Linked DNA regions of Homo sapiens: region 2 is linked to region 1. Evidence: chromatin contacts called from ENCODE Hi-C or POLR2A ChIA-PET data. All regions are on one chromosome and are shown on one strand. The core of a region is the stretch at or near the end of the contact, and the rest is flanking DNA. Distances in the headings are between cores, read along the strand shown.

Region 1 (2,804 bases), core at 153-2,652:
GGAGTTTAAATAAAGATTGCCTGCTTATCTTGTTGTCAGATGGGCATTTTTCTGGCCTTGTTGGTAGTGTGAATTGAGTGTGCATTTTCTTCCCAGTCCTCCTTTCCTGAGTCACCTTAGGAAAACCGACACTTCTGGTGGCCAGGAAGTTCGGAGGGCTCCTTAAATGAACCCCCATATTCCCAACCCAGCATTCATGGTCATAGTCTCTCAGGAAGCCCTTTTCACATACCTGGCACATCTGATTTCACAACTGCTCCCTGGAGCTGGTGCAGCTGTATTATTGTAATGCCCCATTTCACAGATGGGAATATTGAGCCCCAGAGAGAAAAAGGGACCAGCCCTTCACTGCCTCCAGTCCTGGCTGTGCCATTGACAAACTGGGCCTCAGTTTCCTCATCCATAAATTGGAGCTAATGCTCATCCCTCTTCGTAGGGTGGTTGTGAGAGTGAAATGAGCCATACCAGGAGCCAACTGCAGCACCTGGTGATAAAAGGGAGTGCACTTTCCTTAGGATTTTTCTGTCACCACACCTCCTTCTCTGCCTTCCAGGGTGCCTCCTCTGGCCTCCAGAGCTCCAGGCAAATGGCTTACATTTACTAAGAGTTTCCTCAATGCCAGGCCTGGTTCTAAAGCATTAATTGTGTGCTTAGAAGGGAAGGGACCACGGAGGTCCTGTTCCCTGCTGTCACGCAGAGCCTCATGCAGCACCTGGCATGTGGGAAGTGCTCAACGAATATTTGTTGAATTAGAAATAAACAGCCTGGGAGCACTTTGGGAGGCTGAGGTGGGTGGTTCACCTGAGGTCAAGAGTTTGAGACCAGCCTGGCCAACATGGTGAAACCCCATCTCCACTAAAAATATGAAAAAATTAGCCAGGCCTGGTGGCGGGAGCCTGTAGTCCCAGCTACTACAGCTACTAGGGAGGCTGAGGCAGGAGAATCGCTCGAACCCGGGAGGCAGAGGTTGCAGTGAGCTGAGATGGTGCCACTGCATTCCAGCCTGGGCAACAGAGTGAGACTGCGTCTCAAAAAATTAAAAAAAAAAAAAAAAAAAAAAAAAAAAAAAGAACAGCCTGTGGAACTGTGGTAGTAATATCATGTCCCCTTCACAGCTGAGGCCATGAGACCCAGAGAGGTTGAGTGACTTGTTTCAGATCACAAAGCTGGGAGGTGGCATTGAACCCAGGCACTCTGTCCTGAGGCAGGGGCTGTGTGGGGCTGCAGGGGGCCGTGTGCCTGGACGTCTACAGTGCACAGTTCCTCCTCGTTGACGCACTGTTCTCGTCCAGAGTGTTCTCCACTGCCCCTCCTAGGAGTCTTGGCCTTGTAGGCTCCAGGACGGTCCTGCCCTGTGCCACGTGACCCACTCTGGCCCTGGCTCGGCAGCTGCTCCCCAGATGTGCCCACAGTGCAATCTTCCAGCCGCCAGGCCGGCGCCTCTGGGCTGGGACTGCCGGAGCTGTGGGGGAGAGACCTTTGGCTCTGGCTGTCCCCACACCCCCAACCCTTGTAACAGGAGACTACAGGCCCCCCCACTACCACCAGAACCAGCACATCTCACGGAGAATAAGATCCAAACTCCTCCCCTGCCCACTACCCAACTGGGCCCCTTCCCTTTCTCTCACCAGCCCAGAGGCCTCCCTCCTTAAACTATTAATAGCTCTGTCCTGCCTCAGGGCCCTTGCCCTTGCTGTTACTTGTTCCTAGAACACTGATCAGCCCCAGGTCTTTGCCAGACTCCTCATTCTTCAAGTCTCAGGTCAAATGTCGCCTCCCCAGAGGCCTTCTCAGATCCCCCTAGGCTACTTTCTTTTACATTCTCCTGCTCTTATTCACTGAATTCATTACCATCAGAAATGATCTTTGTTTTCTTGTGTATTTGCCATTCCTTGCCTCCTCCTCCCTGCCCAGGCTATGGGCTCTAAGAGAGCAGGAACCACGGCTCCTTTGGTCACTGCTGTGTCCCAGAGCTGAACTAGGGCCTGGCCCAGAGAAGGTAAGCAACTTGCTCAAGGTCACACAGCGTACTACTTGAAATACAGTAATGTTTAGAGTAGTGTCCTTTGAAGAATAAATTGTTGCCTTATGGTTCAGTGTACTCCTGTGCAAAATGGGTACAAAATATGAACTTAACCTGCAGAGTTATGACACTTCTGCACTTAGCACATGGTAAGCATTCAGAAATGGAAACCACAATAGACCGTTTTGTTTCCATTCTGGGGTGTCATTTTTCCATCCCCCAAACCCGGCAGGAGGCTGTGGGTGGGCACATAAAGGGTGTGGGGCTTCAGGCTCTCTCCCTTTTAATAGGAATGAAACCCCTCAGTTTTCTCATCCACAAAATGGGGACTGTCCCCAGGCCCTCCCTCCTAAGGATTCTGTGCTGTGCCCCTGGGTTGTTTCAGGGAGTGTGGGGGTCCAGGCCTGTGTCCACCTTTCACCTCCCATCCTGTTTTCCAGAGAGGCCCCAGAACAATGGACGGGAGGCTGGAGCCTACCAGTCTGGGCCCCTCCCAAGTCCCCTGCCGATGGAGGGGGGTGGGGTTTTCCTGTGGCTGGACAAAGGGCCATTGCTGCCCAGGGTCTCCAGCAGCCAAAGGCAAGGGCAGAGCCAAGGCTCAGGGAGCTCCCATCTTAGGTTACTCAGCATAGGCCAAACCTGCAGGGTTACACAAACACACTGCTTCGCACACCCACAGAGCAATATACAAATGCACACACCCACACGCCCAACGTGGCATTTATATGTACGACTGACACAACAGACAAACCCAACAGCCACACACCAATAGACACAACCT
Region 2 (2,804 bases), core at 118-2,617, 5.0 Mb before region 1:
TGCGGTGGCTCAGTCTCGGCTCATTCCAACTTCCGTTTCCCAGGTTCAAGCAATTATCCTGCCTCAGTCTCCCAAGTAGCTGGGATTACAGGCACACAGCACCACACCTGGTTAATTTTTGTATTTTTAGTAGAGACGGGGTTTCGCCATGTTGGCCAGGCTGGCCTCAAACTCCTGACCTCAGGTGACCCACCCGCCTCAACCTCCCAAAGTGCTGGGATTATAGGCATGAGCCACTGCGCCCAGCCTAATTTTTTTTATTTTTAGTAGGACAAGGTTTCACCAAGTTGGCCAGGTAGGTCTCCAACTCCTTACCTCAGGTAATCCACCCGCCTTGGCCTCCCAAAGTGCTGGGATTACAGGCATAAGCCACAGTGCCCAGCCTTTTTTTTTTTTTTCTTTTTAGAGATAGGGTCTTGCTCTGTCACCTAGGCTGGAGGGCAGTGGCATGATCATAGCTCACTGTAGCCTTGAACTCCTGGGCTCAAGAAAGTCTCCCATCCTAGCCTCCCAAAGTGCTGGGATTACAGGTATGAGTTACCCTGCCAGACCACTGAAGGTTTTTTTTGTTTGTTTGTTTGTTTTTTTTTTTTGAGACAGTTTTGCTGTTGCCCAGGCTGGAGTGCAGTGGTGCGATCTCACTGCAGTCTCGTCCTCCTGGTTCAAGTGACTCTTGTACCTTAGCCTCCTGAGTAGCAGGGGTTACAGGCATGTACCACCATGCCCGGCTATTTTTGTATTTTTAGTATTGAAGAAGTTAACCATGTTAACCAGGCTGGCCTCAAAACACCTGGCCTGGCCTCAAGCGAACTGCCTGCCTCAGCCTCCCAAAGTGCTGGAATTACAGGCACGAACCACCATGCCTGGCCTGAAGGGTTTTAAGTTGGGGAGTGATAAATGATTGTGATCAGATAATGATGGTTTAGATGAGGGTAGGAAAGAAGCCAAAACCCTGAAATATTTAAGGGGTATTTGTACAGGAGCTGGTAATTGACCAAATGAGCTGAGGGCAATGAACTAACTGGGAGGAGTTACCAGACAGGTGTGCAGCTGGGGCTGACATGGGATTCATGGTCAGTTTCCATCAAGGAGGGCTGGGTGGTCCCCACTGCTCTTAACTCTCGGCATGACTCTAGAGCAGGTGGCCACCACGGGTCCCCTCCCTCCAGGGGATGCCCAGTTTCCTTTCCTTACATTTACATTTCTCCAGGTGGGACCTGTGGATGTGTCACCTTGAGGGGTTCGCCAGTTCTCTAGAAGGATGTTTGGCTTTGGGTTTCCATTTTCATCACCAGTAGGAGCATCGGGGCCTAAGACCATCCAGATCTACTCTGCTGAGTCTGTGCCTTTGCCACACCACATCCTGCAGTGCAGTCAGCAAAGCACCACCCACCATTTTCAGTTAACACAGTCAGGTGGAATGTCACGGTTTTTACATTTATCTACTTTGGAAACAGTTTGATTTTAAGGTTAGGTATAAGAACAAAAGCAAAAAGAAGTGGTTTTTTTTTTATATATATACCCAGTTTTATGTTTTACCTAAGTGATATGATAAAAATGATTCAGGTTAACATCTTGCGGGGAGATGGGTCCATGAAAAATGTTTTCTTTATTTTTTTATTTTTTGAGACCGAGTTTCGCTCTTGTGGCCCAGGTGGAGTGTAATGGCATGATCTTGGCTCACCGCAACCTCCGCCTCCCGGGTTCAAAAGTGATTCTCCTGCCTCAGCCTCCTGAGTAGCTGAGAGTACAGGCATGAGCCACCACGTCTGGCTAACTTTGTATTTTTAGGAGAGATGGGGTTTCACCATGTTGGTCAGGCTGGTCTTGAACTCCTGACCTCAGGTGATCCGCCCGCATCGGCCTCGCAAAGTATTGGGATTACAGGCATGAGCCACCATTCCCGGCCGAAAAATGTTTTCTTTAAAAAGATGGGCCAGGCATGGTGGCTCACGCCTGTAATCCCAGCACTTTGGGAGGCTGAGGTGGACGGATTACTTGAGGCCAGGAGTACAAGACCAGCCTGGCTAGCATAGTGAAGCCCTGTCTCTACTTAAAATACAAAAATTAGCTGGGCGTAGGGGCATGCACCTGTAATCCCAGCTACTCAGGAGGCTGAGGCAGGAGAATCACTTGAACCCGGGAGGCAGAGGTTGCAGTGAGCTGACATCGCACCACTGCACTTCCAGCCTGGGTGACAGAGCAAGACTCCATCACACACACACACACAGATAAATAAATAAAAGGAGTTAGTATATTTCTCAGGTTTGAGAAAGTGTCCCTGACAAAAAGTAATTCCAATAGAGTGTGACAAGTGGTTTGACAGGACAGGGTGAGGTGCACTGGGAATATAAGCAGCAGCCCCAAACCTAGGCTGTAGATCAGTTTGGACTCTATCCTGAGGGCAGTAGAGTCCAGGAGTGCCTGGCCCTATCAGATTTGGGCTTTTGTGTTCAAAATAATGGATTAAATGAACAAGGCTGAAGGCTGAAGGCTGAAGGCAGGGAGACCCGCAAAGAGGCTGTCCAGACACTCCTCGAGGGTAAGAATGTGTCTGGAGCCTCTCTCAGATCCCAACTCTGCACAGCTCCATGCTGAGGAGGTACACTGTGAGATGCCACGCACTGCTGGGCACCCAGGATCAGCCAAAGACTTTGTGCCTTAGGCAGAGATGAAGCTGAAAACAGTAGAAACACCCACTGTATGCCAAACACTGACCAGTAGGTGTTTTTTTTGAGACCGAGTCTTGTTCTTGTTGCCCAGGCTGGAGTGCAATGCCACCATCTCGGCTCACCGCAACCTCC

Evidence for each region. A loop is a pair of places that touch in the nucleus more often than their neighbours do. ChIA-PET counts read pairs that join two places held with the same protein, here RNA polymerase II (POLR2A). Pooled maps may share reads with other maps.
Region 2: a loop to region 1 is called in a pooled map, with 2.8 times the contacts of the local background. The contact joins two enhancer-like sites. A Hi-C loop is called at or near these places in 1 of 50 pooled maps. POLR2A ChIA-PET finds 5 or more read pairs at or near these places in 2 of 52 experiments (HCT116 and WTC11).

What each region holds. Positions count from the first base shown.
Region 1 is chr20:31,594,834-31,597,637 of GRCh38, reverse strand. No RefSeq gene overlaps it. Among named protein-coding and RNA genes, the nearest start is that of ID1, 9.1 kb to the left of the region's middle. RefSeq lists enhancers at 1-378, 1,144-1,909, 1,910-2,674, 2,675-2,804 and a silencer at 1,678-1,972. Within about 2 kb of position 1,402, at least 28 of the 41 ENCODE cell types and tissues checked have a DNase peak (open chromatin) inside an H3K27ac peak, as active enhancers do.
Region 2 is chr20:36,581,059-36,583,862 of GRCh38, reverse strand. All of the region lies in intron 2 of TGIF2 (TGFB induced factor homeobox 2), which reads right to left. The region is part of intron 2 of TGIF2-RAB5IF (TGIF2-RAB5IF readthrough); the gene reads right to left. Among named protein-coding and RNA genes, the nearest start is that of TGIF2-RAB5IF, 7.9 kb to the right of the region's middle. Within about 2 kb of position 1,367, at least 2 of the 41 ENCODE cell types and tissues checked have a DNase peak (open chromatin) inside an H3K27ac peak, as active enhancers do.